2 separate regions of the Homo sapiens genome follow, and region 2 is linked to region 1. Evidence: chromatin loops called from intact Hi-C (ENCODE). Cell type or tissue: CD4-positive, alpha-beta T cell. All regions are shown on one strand.

The links. Hi-C counts contacts between places; a loop is a spot of excess contacts. Peaks named below come from ENCODE experiments on the same cell type or tissue, not always from the same donor. Only the 100,000 strongest peaks of a DNase experiment are listed, where the experiment ranks them.
Region 2: a loop joins it to region 1, with 7 times the contacts of the local background. A loop is called at or near these places in 3 of 110 quality-filtered maps.

Annotation. Positions count from the first base shown.
Region 1 is chrX:149,620,086-149,628,085 of GRCh38, forward strand. The region is part of intron 1 of TMEM185A (transmembrane protein 185A); the gene reads right to left. Among named protein-coding and RNA genes, the nearest start is that of TMEM185A, 7.7 kb to the right of the region's middle. In CD4-positive, alpha-beta T cell, no CTCF peak of the experiment used is centred here; no DNase peak of the experiment used is centred here.
Region 2 is chrX:149,820,670-149,828,669 of GRCh38, forward strand. It overlaps LINC00850 (long intergenic non-protein coding RNA 850), which reads left to right and starts at 5,039. Exons shown (of 3, transcript NR_109813.1): 1 at 5,039-5,147. In CD4-positive, alpha-beta T cell, a CTCF peak has its summit at 4,941 (motif pointing left); a DNase peak (open chromatin) is centred at 4,942.

The DNA of each region.
Region 1 (8,000 bases):
TCAGGGATCTAGAACTAGAAATACCATTTGACCCAGCCATCCCATTACTGGGTATATACCCAAAGGACTATAAATCATGCTGCTATAAAGACACATGCACACGTATGTTTATTGTGGCTTCCTGCATTTTCAAGAAAATGTCTGCCAAACACCATAACACAAATAACCACAGTCTTGTCTGTCAGTTGTCCTTCCAAATAAAAATGATACTCCATGAAAACAGCAGCTTGTAACTCAGGCACACACGTTTTTCCTTGAGTCAACCATTGCACTTCAGCATACAACAGGCCTTTATGCATTCTTCCCATTTCATCACATGGAATATTAAACTAGATGTGCATTCAGGGGTCAAGATTAAATGAGATTAATATTTTTCTGCTTTATCAAGGACATTCGTAAGTGAAGCTGGCATTTTTTTTTTAACTGCAAGTCCAGCACGTGGTGGTGAAGAATCCAGTGACAGAAGACTAGTGCAGCTGGTGCCACTGTCCTGATTTGTGCTCCAGCACCAGCTGTTTGATGCACTACTTTTGTACCACCAGTGCCAATGTCGACCAAGGCAAAGAATGTCTTAGTATTATAATTTTGACTTTGCAGATACCTGGAAAGGGTCTCAAGGCCCACTCCCAAGGTCTGTGGGAAACAGTCTGATAACCAGCGTACTCAATACACATTAGCTAATAATATTAATACTCGAAAACAAAAACAGGCTTTTATAAGCTGCTACAAAGAAAGAACATTTAAAGAAACCAAGATAAAAATGACTTCATCCCTTAGACTTTGGACAAGAAGAGAGCCTGTGTCAAGGTGATTCACAAGTTAATAGAAATGGAGTTATCACCACAATTACAGTACACAATTAGTAGAGGCAGAAGTTTTCTCTCTTAAAGCAGAGGGAAATATTCCAAAATCTAAAAAAATCAGAACCAATTTGTCAACTAAAGCCTGTGGCTACAAATATAATTACCAGAAACAATGGACTTGAAAACAGACTATTTAAAAAAGAAATTAGTGGATTCAAACATTAACAAATGCTAAGATAATGACGACACAGGATTCATATGTAAATTAGATAACATGTACAGGTAATTTTTATCCTAAAGGATTTTCAGACTATAAATAAAAAGTAAATTGGTGGGGGGGGGTGGTAAATGCTGTAAGCTAACTTCATTATCCTCTGTAAAACAGTTTCCTTATTTAATAAAAAAAGAGAGTAGTGGAACTAAAGAAAAGAGAAGTACCAAAATGTTTTAAATGTTGGAAAAGGGATTATTTTATGTGGTTTTTGACATAATTTAAAGGAAACTTAAAATTTTATGTCTATTACATGAAAAATAGAAAACAAGATAAACTTACAAAAGGACCCACAAAATATAATTCATGATTCAAATACTAGGGTTAGAAAAATATACATGAGCTGAATGTTCTCTTATTAATTTCCTATTGCTGCCATTCAAAACTGCCACAAACCTAGTGGTTTAAAAAGCATAAACCTAGTGGTTTAAAAGGCATAACCCTTACAATTCTGGAGGTCAGAGTCCAATATGGGTCTCGCTGGGCTAAACTTGAGGTGTCAGCAGGACTATGCTACTGAAGGCTCTAGGAGAGAATGTTTCTTTGCCTTTTCTAGCTCTAGAGGCTGCCACATTCCTTAGCTCATGGCCCCTTCCTCCATCTTCAAAGTCAACAATGGAGAATGCAGTTCTTCTCATACTGAATCACTCTGACCTCCTTTTCTGTCTCCCTCTTCTATATTTAAGGGCCCTGTAATTACATTGGGCTCAGCCAGAGAATCCAGAATAATCTATTTTAAGGTCAGCTGATGAGCAAACTTAATTCCATCTGCTACCTTAATTCCCCTTTGCCATGTAACAGAACATATTCCCTGGTTCCACGGATTAGGATGTGGACATACTTGGGGGCGTCATTATTCTGCCTACCACAGCTCTGTAAAAAGAAAGGTTGCTTCCTAGATTAAGAAAGTAAACCTGTTACATTCAAGAGTTACGCTTGGAACCAAAGTCAAAAGTCGAACCAACTATCAGAAATCAGATGACAGAGGTTTAGCACGCCTGGATGAAGACAAGAGCAACAATTTACTATCTTTAAAATTAGATAAATTAGATTTCAAAGCCGAAAGTATTAAAATGCTAAAAGGACTAATAAGGAAAACCTAAATAACAAAAACCTAACATGACCATGGAATATGGAAATAATTTTACAATTTTTCTTTTTTAAGGATACACAGAAATATTTTAATTGTGGGCTTCCTCATGCTACTCTTAAATCATGACAGATAAAACAGACAAAGTTCCTAAGGAAAATACGGAAATGAACACAAGAGTAGATTTAAAAAACAGCAAGGTTATATGAAGAGAATTAAGTAGCAGAACGAGAAAATTTAAAAAACAGCAAGCTTATATGAAGATAATTACGTAGCAGAACAAGAAAACATACTTGCTTTACATATATATAGTTTTTCCAGGGAGAAAAAAAGGATCATGGGGCAGCAATACACAATAAACACACATCTAATTTACAATTGTTAAAAATATTTGAGTGCCTGAAATGTGTGAGATACATAAAAAGGAGCAACAATGCGTTCGCTCAAGATGCTCAGACTAATAGGAACAGAGGGAGATGATGTATCAACAAGTAACTACATATGGTAAACTAGGGGACTTGGAAGATTAATTTCCCTGAGAGAGATGGGAAGAGAAGTGGAATCTGGGCAACAAGTTGGGAATAAGGAATTCCAGACAAAGGGAATAAGATGTTTTCCAATTTTTTAAAAATTATTTTTATTTATTATGGATACAAAACAGTTGTGCCTATTTATGGGGTACACGTGATACTGTGATGCAAGCATACAATGTGTAATGATCAAATCAGAGTAACTGGGATATCCATCACCTCAAGCACTGATCACTTACTTGTGTTAGGCACATTTCAATTCCACTCTTTTAGTTATTTGCAAATATACATTATTAACTATATTTGCCCTCTTGTGCTACCAAACACTAGATTTATTATTTCTATCTAACTGTATTATTGTACCCATTGCTCATCCCCTCTTTATCCTCCCCTCTCCAATTCCAGCAGACTGGAACACACAGAATACTTTCTATAAATCGTGGTGGGTAGGGTGCTGCAGAGACAGGAGAAAGGGTACTGGGGGGAATAAGCCAGAAGTTGGCTGTGGTAACATGGTAGGGGAATGTGAATATCAAGGTAAAGTCCTTGGAATTTATTAATAGGTAATATGGGGCCACTGCAGATTTTCTCAACAAGAGTGACAGAAGATACATATGAGTGTGTAAGGTAGATTGTAATCAGTAGAGACCAGAGGTAGACATTTTATACAATTCATAAAAACACTGACAAAAAATGGATCATTTTCAATACTGATTTGTTAAGCAGTTTAGTAGAGTTACTAAAATACAATTGAAACATAAAAATACCTGGGCAGCTGCCAAAACAAAACTCAAGAGAAAATGTGTTCATTTAAAATGTTTAAGTAAAAGTAGAAAACAAAGAAAAAAAAAAAGAGGCAAAAGAAAACTAGTAAACTGAGTTTCTAAGAAATTTGGGGAAAAAGCCAAAACATGAAAATAATAAAACTAAAAGTAGAAATATAGATATAAAAATGAAACTGATCAGTAATCCCAACAGCTAGCTTTTTAAAAAAATTAAACTACAAAGTTGATCAAGTAAAACAAAGTAATACAATCAGTAAGTTCAAAAGATGTAATTCATACACACTCCTAGTTGGGGAAAGAAAGAATAGTATCTTAACTATATCAATATATTTGCAAGCAAAGTCTAAAAGGTGACTGCATAGCCAAAAGGAAATATCAAGCCTGATTTGCAAAAGAATACACAATAATATGCAATAATACAGTGATAAGAAAATGTATTTACAAAAATAACTTATGGTCATAGCCTAAACTACTTTGAGTTACTTTTCAAGAAACATTCAGACCAGATTCCAAGTATAAAAATAGACTGCTTAATTCTCCACAAACCTGGGAGAAATGGGAGGTTCTGGTTTAACATTAATCACTACTTCTTAAAATTCACTTTTCCAGTTACACCTTTAGAATGGATTTATTCCACTCTCATTTGAATCTGTAGTGTTAGTATACGATGAATCACTAAGTAGTGCTACCTGGGCCAAAGCTAGTATCCTCTCTGAAATTTACATGGAGCTTTCTGCTCAGGCTCAAATTCCCTCTCTCCACTTTGCAGGGTTGGGAGAATAGGGAGGGAGAAAAGGAAGAAGGGAGGGAGAGAGAGAATATACTTAGCAAAGGAATGATGACTCTGAATGTAAAAGTTCTAGTATCTGTTTTCTGCATATCATAAGAATGCAGCTGGACTCTTTTTAGACCTATCAGTTTTTTTCCAGTGGAAGCTGCTGGCTTCACTGGAGCACATACACGCGCATTAACACATGCCTGCATGCACGTACACACGCACAAGCACATACACACACACAAACTTTGGATGGCACATCCCAGTCTAAAGCTTGACAGAATGGCTCCAAATGACAACCTGACATACTCACAAACTATCAAGGGAACTGCCCCTCTTACACCTTATTAACCAAATTTAAAGTCTTTTAGTGGAGACTTTAGCTGGTTTTATTAAGATAAAAAATGTTTAAGAGCATTTAACCAGTAGATACAAAAAAGCACAAAAGCCAAATAAAAGCAGAGCCCAGGCCAGTAGGAAGATCTGCATTTAAGTTCCTCAACTGCCATTCATCAGCGGTGTGGTCTTGGGTGAGTTATTTTCCCCCAGGTCTGTCTCCTCATCTGATTCCTCATATACTGATTCATTAAGACAAGGGTATGTGAAAGCACTGTGTAAATGATACATTTTACCCATTCTAGCTTTAGCAGTATTATGAAAGACAAAAGTTCTGCCACATTGTAGGTAATAATCTCATTTAGCAATCATTGTTGTCACTATTAGGTTGGAGCTGACAAAGTATGAGTCTCCACTTATAAAGCATCTATCTCCAGAGTTCGAGGCTTTTGTCTTAAATTCCAGTCATCTTGTACAGGCATGACATATCAGGCAAAATGATTAGAAAACTCAAGCTCCATATTAAAAAGCTTAACTTCTGGAGTCCTAGGAAACTATCTAAAACTCCTTCAATCCACGGTCTCTCCTGTACAACAAAGACTTCCCAGTGGTAGATGTCTATTTGTACCCAACATCCACTCATTCAGCACGTAATTCAGCACCTCCAAATCCTGGCCCTCAAAGAACACAGCTAAGAACAATGTGTGTGTAATTATCAAGTAATAGGAATGATACTTTTAAAACTGGAAATTATACATTCAAATGAGATTTCTCTCCTTTAACCAGTCCCCTTGGGAGGCAATGCAGTAATTCCAATGGTACTTCATTACTCAAATCATCTTTGAAGCTTTCTTCTTGGAAGCACCTTGAGAACCTGCAGTCTGATCTTCTGACTATCCCAAATGGTGCTAAATTTTCACTGAGGGTGGATTCAAATTTTGGAAATGGCAAACAGTCAGTCAGAGCCAAGGTTAGTGAATAAGATGTGTGATCAAACTAGGTGGAACTATTTTGGTTGAAAATGATAGATGATCATAAAGCAATGAGATGGATCTTCTTATGTGATATGTAAACTGACTTTAAAGGGAATTCCAGATGAGTAACAAGGAGTATGAACAATGGAATAGGTGTATACATTCTCTTTCCCCAAGTAACCTCTTTGAATAACAACACTCATTTGGATGTATAAGCGCCACTAACAGGTTTGTTTTGTTTAATCACTTACAATTTGTAAATAGAGGGTTCCTTAGCATACTGGATCTACAATGTCATGGAGGAAAGGAGTTGTCACTTAACTAGAACTATGGCATGGCACGCAGGAAAGAGCACAGGCTTCATGAGACTGACGTGGATTCGAATGTTGACTTAGATTCTTCCTGCCTATGCAACTTCAGGGAAGTCACAAGCTGTCAAGACTTTAAAATAAGGCTGATACCTAATTTTGCAGGGTTGTTGTAAAGATCATGGATAATGGATGCAAAGCCCCTACATTGGGCCTGGCATGTGGTGGGTACTCAAGAAGTCACAGCTATTATTAACAGCAACATCAGTAAAATCAAGACCATTTTCTGACTGTAGGTGGCTTGAGAGGACAGAACAACAGATAAGCAGTCACTTGAGTGGTAAGTAGTTCATTGACAGTACTGACAGTACACTCGTGCATTAGATACTGCTTTCTTAAAAACAATAACCTGTAAAAACTATTTGCAGTAACTATGTATTTTTAATTCATACGACACATATCATCTGCAGTGCTCATACCACATGGACCTCTTCACTACCTGAACATACCAGGCACTATCATGACCCCATGCCTTTGTGTACTTTGTCCCTTCTGAGATACTGAAAGGGGCCAGCCCCTCCACACCTGTGGGTATTTCTCGTCAGGTGGGACGAGACTGAGAAAAGAAATAAGACACAGAAACAAAGTATAGAGAAAGAACAGTGGGCCCAGGGGACCGGCACTCAGCATACGGAGGACCCGCACCAGCGCTAGCCTCTGAGTTACCTCAGTATTTACTGATCATTATTTTTACTATCTTAGCGAGGGGAGTGTAGCAGGGCAACAGGTGGGGAGAAGGTCAGCAGGGAAACGTGAGCAAAGGAATCTGTATCATGAATAAGTTCAAGGAAAGGTACTGTGCCTGGATGTGCACGCAGGCTAGATTTATGTTTCTCTTTACCCAAACAACTCAGTGTAGCAAAGAGTAACAGAGCAGTATTGCTGCCAGCATACTTCGCCTCCAGCCACAGGGTGGTTTTCTCCTATCTCAGAATAGAACGAATGGGAATGGTCAGCTTTACACAGAGACATTCCATTCCCAGGGATGAGCAGGAGACAGAAGCCTTCCTCTTATCTCAACTGCAAAGAGGCCCCGCTCTTTCACTACTCCTCCTCAGCACAGACACTTTACGGGTGTCGGGCTGGGGGGTGGTAAGGTCTTTCCTTTCCCACAAGGCCATATCTCAGGCTGTCTCAGTGGGGGGAAACCTTGGACAATACCCAGGCTTTCTTGGGCAGATGTCCCTGCGGCCTTCCGCAGTGCACTGTGTCCCTGGTTAATCGAGAATGGAGAATGGCGATGACTTTTACCAAGCATACTGCCTGCAAACATATTGTTAACAAGGTACATCCTGCACAGCCCTAAATCCATTAAACCTTGATTCATTACAGCACAGGTTTCTGTGAGCACAGGGTTGGGACTAAAGTTACAGGTTAACAGCATCTCAAAGCAGAAACAATTTTTCTTAGTACAGATCAAAATGGAGTTTCTTATGTCTTCCTTTTCTACATAGACACAGTAACAATCTGATCTCTCTCTCTCTTCCTCACAAGGTACCCTTCCTACTCTCTGGTCTGATGACAACCCTACAATTCTAGCTCAAAAGTCTGGCTCAAAAGACTAGCTCAATTCAAAATCTAGCTCAAAAGTCATTTCCACTATAGACTCTTCCCTGCCTGCTCGAGACAGAATTAGTAGCTCTGCCATTTGTACTTCTAAGACATTTGGTTTCTTTCACTGTAATGCCTCATACTCTATTGAATTCTTATTTCCCTTTCATTTCTGCTTCTTCCACTAGGCTTACGCATTGAGAGGAGGACTATATTCCTTTATTTTTGTACTTAGAGCACCTAGTACATCACTTGGCACGAGATAGGAATCTAGATGTTTGAGGAATCAATGTTATAATATACTTTGCAAATAACTGTTAGAGGCCAGGTAGCTGACTTTAGTGAACTATATTACCAGCAATCGCATTCCTTTTTCCTGCTTCAAACAAGAGACAAGATAACTTATATGGACTCCAGAATGTCTTCTGAAGATGGAGCATACAGAAGTCTCCAAACACTACTGATCTCATCAGTACCCCATGCCCACAAGTTGGAACCCCCAGAGCAACACTTCTCA
Region 2 (8,000 bases), 200 kb after region 1:
ATGTGTATATGTATGTATATTTACCTGTTTTATTATTATACTTTAAGATCTAGGGTACATGTGCATGACGTGCAGGTTTGTTACATATGTATACATGTGCCATATTGGTGTACTGCACCCATTAACTCGTCATTTACATTCCTATTACATTAGGAATATCTCCTAATGCTATTCCTCCCGCCTCTTCCCACTCCACGACAGGCCCCGGTGTGTGATGTTCCCCACCCTGTGTCCAAGTGTTCTCATTGTTCAATTTCCACCTATGAGTGAGAACATGCGGTGTTTGGTTTTTTGTCCTTGTGATAGTTTGCTGAGAATGATGGTTTCCAGCTTCATCCATGTCCCTACAAAGGACATGAACTCATCCTTTTTTATGCCTGCATAGTATTCCATGGTGTATATGTGTCACATTTTCTTAATCCAGTCTATCATTGATGGACATCTGGGTTGGTTCCAAGTCTTTGCTATTGTGAATAGTGCCGCAATAAACATACGTGTGCATGTGTATTTACAGCAGCATGATTTATAATCCTTTGATGTGCTGCTGGATTCAGTTTGCCAGTATTTTATTGAGGATTTTTGCATCGATGTTCATCAGGGATATTGGTCTAAAATTCTCTTTTTTTGTTGTGTCTCTGCCAGGCTTTGATATCAGGATGATGCTGGCCTCATAAAATGAGTTAGGGAGGATTCCCTCTCTTTCTATTGATTGGAATAGTTTCAGAAGGAATGGTACCAGCTCCTCTTTGTACCTCTGGTACAATTCGGCTGTGAATCTGTCTGGTCCTCGACGTTTTTTGGTTGGTAGGCTATTAATTATTGCCTCAATATCGGAGGGTGTTATTGGTCTATTCAGGGATTCAACTTCTTCCTGGTTTAGGCTTGAGAAGGCGTATGTGTCCAGGAATTTATTCATTTCTTCTAGATTTTCTAGTTTATTTGCGTAGAGGTGTTTATAGTATTCTCTGATGGTAGTTTGTATTTCTGTGGGATCGGTGGTGATATCCCCTTTATCATTTTTTATTGCGTCTATTTGATTCTTCTCTCTTTTCTTCTTTATTAGTCTTGCTAGCGGTCTATCAATTTTGTTGATCTTTTCAAAAACCAGCTCCTGGATTCACTGATTTTTTGAAGGGTTTTTTGTGTCTCTGTCTCCTTCAGTTCTGCTTTGATTTTAGTTATTTCTTCCCTTCTGCTAGCTTTTGAATATGTTTGCTCTTGCTTCTCTAGTTCTTTTAATTGTGATGTTAGGGTGTCAATTTTAGATCTTTCTTGCTTTCTCTTGTGGGCATTTAGTGCTATAAATTTCCCTCTACACACTGCTTTAAATGTGTCCCAGAGATTCTGGTATGTTGTGTCTTTGTTCTCATTGGTTTCAAAGAACATCTTTATTTCTGCCTTCATTTCGTTATGTACCCAGTAGTCATTCAAGAGCAGGTTGTTCAGTTTCCATGTAGTTGTGTGGTTTTAAGTGAGTTTCTTAATGGTGAGTTCTAGTTTGATTGCACTGTGGTCTGAGAGACAGTTTGTTATAGTTTCTGTTCTTTTACATTTGCTGAGGAGTGCTTTACTTCCAACTATGTGGTCAATTTTGGAATAAGTGTGATGTGGTACTGAGAAGAGTGTATATTCTGTTGATTTGGGTGGAGAGTTCTGTAGATGTCTATTAGGTCGGCTTGGTGCAGAGCTGAGTTCAATTCCTGGATATCCTTGTTAACTTTCTGTCTTGATCTGTCTAATGTTGACAGTGGGGAATTAAGGTCTCCTATTATTATTGTGTGGGAGACTAAGTCTCTTTGTCGGTCTCTAAGGACTTGCTTTATGAATCTGGGTGCTCCTGTATTGGGTGCATATATATTTAGGACAGTTAGCTCTTCTTGTTGAATGGATCCCTTTACCATTATGTAATGGCCTTTGTCTCTTTTGATCTTTGTTGGTTTAAAGTCTGTTTTATCCGAGACTAGGATTGCAACCCCTGCTTTTTTGTTTGTTTGTTTTCTATTTGCTTGGTAGATCTTCCTCCATCCTTTTATTTTGAGCCTATGTGTGTCTCTACATGTGAGATGGGTTTTCTGAATACAGCACACTGATGGGTCTTGACTCTTTATCCAATTTGCCAGTCTGTGTCTTTTAACTGGAGCATTTAGCCCATTTACATTTAAGGTTAATATTGTTATGTGTGTATTTGATCCTGTCATTACGATGTTAGCTGGTGATTTTGCTTGTTAGTTGATGAAGTTTCTTCCTAGCATCAGTGGTCTTTACGATTTGGCATGTTTTTGCAGTGGCTGGTACCAGTTGTTCCTTTCCATGTTTACTGCTTCCTTCAGGAGCTCTTGTAACGCAGGCCTGGTGATGACAAAATCTCTCAGCATTTGCTTGTCTGTAAAGGATTTTATTTTTCCTTCACTTACGAAGCTTAGTTTGGCAGGATATGAAATTCTGGGTTGAAAATTCTTTTCTTTAAGAATGTTGAATATTGGCCCCCACTCTCTTCTGGCTTCTATGTAGAGTTTCTACCAAGAGATCCGCTGTTAGTCTGATGGGCTTCCCTTTGTGGGAAACCTGACCTTTCTCTCTGGCTGCCCTTAATATTTTTTCCTTCATTTCAACTTTGGTGAATCTGATAATTATGTGTCTTGGAGTTGCTCTTCTCAAGGAGTATCTTTGTGGCTTTCTCTGTATTTCCTGAATTTGAATGTTGGCCTGCCTTGCTAGGTTGGGGAAGTTCTCCTGGATAGTATCCTGAAGAGTGTTTTCCAACTTGGTTCCATTCTCCCTGTCACTTTCAGGTACATCAATTAGACGTAGATTTGGTCTTTTCACATAGTCCCATATTTCTTGGAGGCTTTCTTTGTTTCTTTTTACTCTTTTTTCTCTAAACTTCTCTTCTTGCTTTATTTCATTCATTTGATCTTCAATCACTGATACCCTTTCTTCCACTTGATCAAATCAGCTACTGAAGCTTGTGCATATGTCACGTAGTTCTCGTGCCATGGTTTTCAGCTCCATCAGGTCATTTAAGGTCTTCTCTATGCTGTTTATTCTAGTTAGCCATTCATCTAATCCTTTTTCAAGATTTTTAGCTTCTTTGCGATGGGTTTGAACATCCTCCTTTAGCTTGGAGAAGTTTGTTATTACCGATCGTCTGAAGCCTTCTTTTCTCAACTCGTCAAAGTCATTCTCCATCCAGCTTTGTTCTGTTGCTGGCAAGGAGCTGCATTTCTTTGGAAGGGAAGAGGCACTCTGATTTTTAGAATTTTCAGCTTTTCTGCTCTGTTTTTTCCCCATCTTTGTGGTTTTATCTACCTTTGGTCTTTGACGTACAGATGGGGTTTTGGTGTGGATGTCCTTTCTGTTTGTTAGTTTTCCTTCTAACCGTCAGGACCTTCAGCTGCAGGTCTGTTGGAGTTTGCCTAGGTCCACTCCAGACCCCGTTTGCCTGGGTATCAATCACCCGAGGAGGCTGCAGAACAGCAGATATCGCAGAACGGCAAATGTTGCTGCCTTATTCTTCCTCTGGAAGCTTCGTCTCAGAGGGGCACTGGGCTGTATGAGGTGTCAGTCAGTCCCTACTGGGAGGTGTCTCCCAGTTAGACTACTCGGGGGTCAGGGACCCACTTGAGGAGGCAGTCTGTCCATTCTCAGATCTCAAACTCTGTGTTGGGAGAACCACTACTGTCTTCAAAGCTGTCAGACAGGGACGTTTAAGTCTGCAGAAGTTTCTGCTGCTTTTTGTTCAGCTATGGGCTGCCCCCAGAGGTGGAGTCTACAGAGGCAGGCAGGTCTCCTTGAGCTGCGGTGGGCTCCACCCAGTTCGAGCTTCCCAGCTGCTTTGTTTACCTACTCAAGCCTCAGCAATGGCAGACGTCCCTCCCCCAGCCTTGTTGCTGCCTTGCAGTTCAATCTCAGACTGCTGTGCTAGCAGTGAGCAAGGATCCGTGGGCGTGGGACCCTCCAAGCCAGGCGCAGGATATAATCTCCTTGTGTGCTGTTTGCTAAGACTGTTGGAAAAGTGCAGTATTAGGGTGGGAGTGTCCTAATTTTCCAGGTACTGTCTGTCATGGCTTCCCTTGGCTAGGAAAGGGAATTCTCCTACCCGTTGCACTTCCCGGGTGAGGTGATGCCCTGCCCTGCTTCAGCTCACAATCCGTGAACTGCACCCACTGTCTGACAAACCCCAGTGAGATGAACCTGGTACCTCAGTTGGAAATGCAGAAATCACCCATCTTCTGCATCACTCAAGCTGGGAGCTGCAGACTGGAGCTGTTCCTATTCGGCCATCTTGAAACTGCTCTATATTTACCTTTTAAAATTCTTGTTTCTTTTTTTCTCAGACGTTAGATATGAGTTCTAAATTTCTTTTCAAATAATTAATATGTCAGTATGTTCAATTCTTTGCTTTCTACTTTTAAACTTAACTTCCTCGTAAAGCAACCTTTTTCGATTACCTACTCCACCCTGACTCATTCAAATTACCTACTCCACCCTGACTCATTCCAATCACCTGTGCCACCTTAACTCATTCTGATCACCTGCTCCACCCTAACTCATTCAGATTACCTGCTACCTGCTCTGCCCTGACTCCCGCCAAAGCACTCAACCCAACATTCTCTTTAAATTAGCCAATCTGAATTTAGCCTGTGCAGGCTAACCCTAGCCAATAGGAGAATGACACAGCAGCAGGGGCCACATGCGTCAGGGATAAGAACCCCTTCCCCTCCCTTGTCCAAGTGTGCGCTCACCATTGCTCCATCTGTAAGGGCATACCCTTTTATAGAAGTAACTTGCCTTGCTGAGAATTAAAAATAAAATTTTATATTTGAGTGCTATTACTTTTGCTGCACTGAAACTTTATATATAACAATTTAGGGGCTGCCTGTGATTACATTCCCCTCTAGGGACGTTCTCTGGTTCTCTCTTGTGAGGAGGCACACCCCGCCCCCTTGTGGCAGCCTCAGGGGTGAGAAATCAAGACCCACCCAGTGTGAGGAATAACCTGGGCTCTCAGCAACGTGGGGGCAGGGGACTGGCCAGCAACCTAGCTTAAAGGATCCTCACATAGTGTGGCAACAACTCTGTGCACAGACCAAGGAAGGAGAAGCTGTGGGAGCTGGTAAAATATTTCCTTGGTGGTCAGGACCAAGGTAAGAAAGTTGCAGTGGGGCGGGGGCGGTGAAGTACTCCTTGGTCGGGGTGGCTTAGAAGTTAAAAAGTGGTGAGACATCCCCATTGTGGGGGATTGAACCTCACACAAATCTCCAGTAGTAGAAATGGCAAGAAACTTCCAGTGGGGAAATTGAGCCTCACCCCAAAATGCAAGAAATTTCCAGTGGGGACATTGAGCCTCACCCCAAAAAGGCAAGAAATTTCCAGTGGGGGAAATTTAGCCTCACCCCAAAAGGCAAGAAATTTCCAGTGGGGAAATTGAGCCTTACCCCAAAATGCAAGAAATTTCCAGTGGGGACATTGAGCCTCACCCCAAAAGGTGAGAAATTCCCAGTAAGGGAAATTGAACCTTGAACCTTACCCCAAAACCATCAAGATGAGAAATACCCCAAGCAAGACAGGGAGCAAGGAGGATAAAGATGGTAACAAAGATATCCCCCCGGATAGCCCCCTAGGTCTCATGCTAAAACACTGGAAGGATAATGAAGGGACTAAAAGAAAAAAGGAAAAAGCAACAAATGATACAATATTGCTGTTTTACTTGAACTCAGGGACCCATCCTCAAACCCTCAATCTTCTGGCTAAAGTTTAGGTCGAATGAGCATGTAATGTGTCAGCTTCTAATCCGATATGTTAATGATAAAAGTCCAGTGTCTCAAGAAGAACTAGGCTATGGAGACAAGGACCTGCCCTCCTTTTTCCCTTAAAAACAAATAGGGAAGAACCCAATCTGGCACCTCAAAATGAAAAGTCAGAGGAGCCAGCTCTCACGCCTAAACATTCCAGCGCATGAGATCCTCTAGACTATCTTCCCCCATTCAGTGTCCCCAATCTTTCCCCTCAGACAGCCACTGACACCTCAGATCCCATTCCAAATCCCCCTCTACTCATGTTATCCCTCCTCCTTATAACCCTGACTCTTGGGAATTACCATTCCATCAGTCTGTTCCCTCCCGACCTAAATACCCCTGTCTAAAAGGACTCCAGTATGAGGTAGAACGATGTAAAAAAGATATTCAGAATTTCCCATTTCCCTCTGTACCTAAGGGGTTAGCCCTGATCCTCTTACCTTTGAAAGAGGTACCACAAGGAGGGTGGGGGGAGGGGGGAAGGGGGCATTGGATTTGTAAATGCTACCCTACCGAGTTCAGAAGTCCACAGTTTTAAAAAAGGAGCTTAAATCACTACTAGATGACCCTTACAGAGTGGCAGACCAAATTGACCAATTCTTAGGACCTCAGTTGTACACCTGGGTCGAGTTAATGTCCATCTTGGGCATCCTCTTTTCAGAGGAAGAAAGAGTAGCTCCACTCCTGCCAGTCCCTCCCCTAGGGAAAGGGGAAGGAGAGGGGAGAACAGCAGCATAAGCAGCTGGCAGAGGCAGGGAAAGAACAGCAGAGAGGAAAGAGAGGGAGGGGGGAAAGAGAGAGAGAGAGGAAGAGACAAAGAGGGAATCAAAGAGAGAAAGAGAGAGAGACACACACAAAGAGGGAGTCAAAGAGAGAGAGAGAAAGAGGCAGAGAGAGAGGAAGAGACAAAGATGCAGTCAGAGAGAGAGGAAGAGACAGACAAAGAGGGAGTCAAAGAGAGAGAGAGAAAGAGGAAGAGACAGACAAAGAGGGAGTCAGAGAGAGAGAGAAAGAGGAAGAGACAGACAAAGAGGGAGTCAGAGAGAGAGAGAGGAAGAGAGAGAGACAAAGAGGGAGTCAGAGAGAGAGAGACAGAAAGTCAAAGAGAGACAGAGAAAAAGAGAGGCAGAGAGAGAGGAAGAGACAGACAAAGAGGGAGTCAAAGAGAGAGAGGCAGAGACGGAGTCAAAGGGAGAGAAAGAGAGAGACAGAAAGTCAAAGAAAGAAAGATAGAAGTAGTGAAGAAGAAACAGTGTACCCTATTCCTTTAAAAGCCAGGGTAAATTTAAAACCTATAATTGATAATTGAAGGTCTTCTCCATGACCCTATAACACTCCAATACCACCTTGTTGTCAGTGTAAACAAGGGCATAGCCCTAAAGCACTTAGGCCACTGACAACCCTTAGCCTTCCTATCTAAAATCCTTAACCTGCGGATGGCCCAAATGCATTTAATCTGTAGCAGCAACTGCTTTGCTAGCAGAAGAAAGTAGAAAAATCGCTTTTAGAGGAAACTTCATTGTAAGCACACCTCACAAGTTCAGAACTATCTTAAGTCAAAAAAAAAAAAAAAAGCAGAAAGGTAGCTTACTAACTCAAAAATCTTAAAGTATGGGACTCTTCTGTTAGAAAAAGATGATTTAACATTAACCACGGATAATTCCCTTAACCCAGCAGGTTTCCTAACAGGGGATCTAAATCTTAATTAATTACCATACAAAGGTCTGACCATACCTAGGAGGAACTCCCTTCAGGACAGGACAATAGATGGTTCCTCCCTGGTGACTGAGGGAAAAAGACACAATAGGTATTCAGTAATTGATAGGGAAACTCTTGTAAAAGCAGAGTTAGGAAAATGGCCTAATAATTGGTCTGCTCAAACCTGAGAGCTGTTTCCTCTCAGCCAAGCCTTAAAGTACTTAAAGAACCAGGAAGGAACCATCTATGCCAATTCTAAGTAAATCTGGACTAAACAAGGTCTTGTTAACAGCAAAGGATAATTGAAATCCCAAACTTACAAGGTTTTCAACAAAAGTAAAGTTTGCTAAAAGTTAACAGTGTAACATGTATTATCCTAACTTCTAATCTTATGGTCTTAGGCAGTCTAGTCCACAGACATGAAGGAAGTTCGCTTTGGAAAAGAATGGTTATCATCTTTAGGAAAAAAAGGGTGGAGGGGGGAATTTATGTAAAAAGAATGTT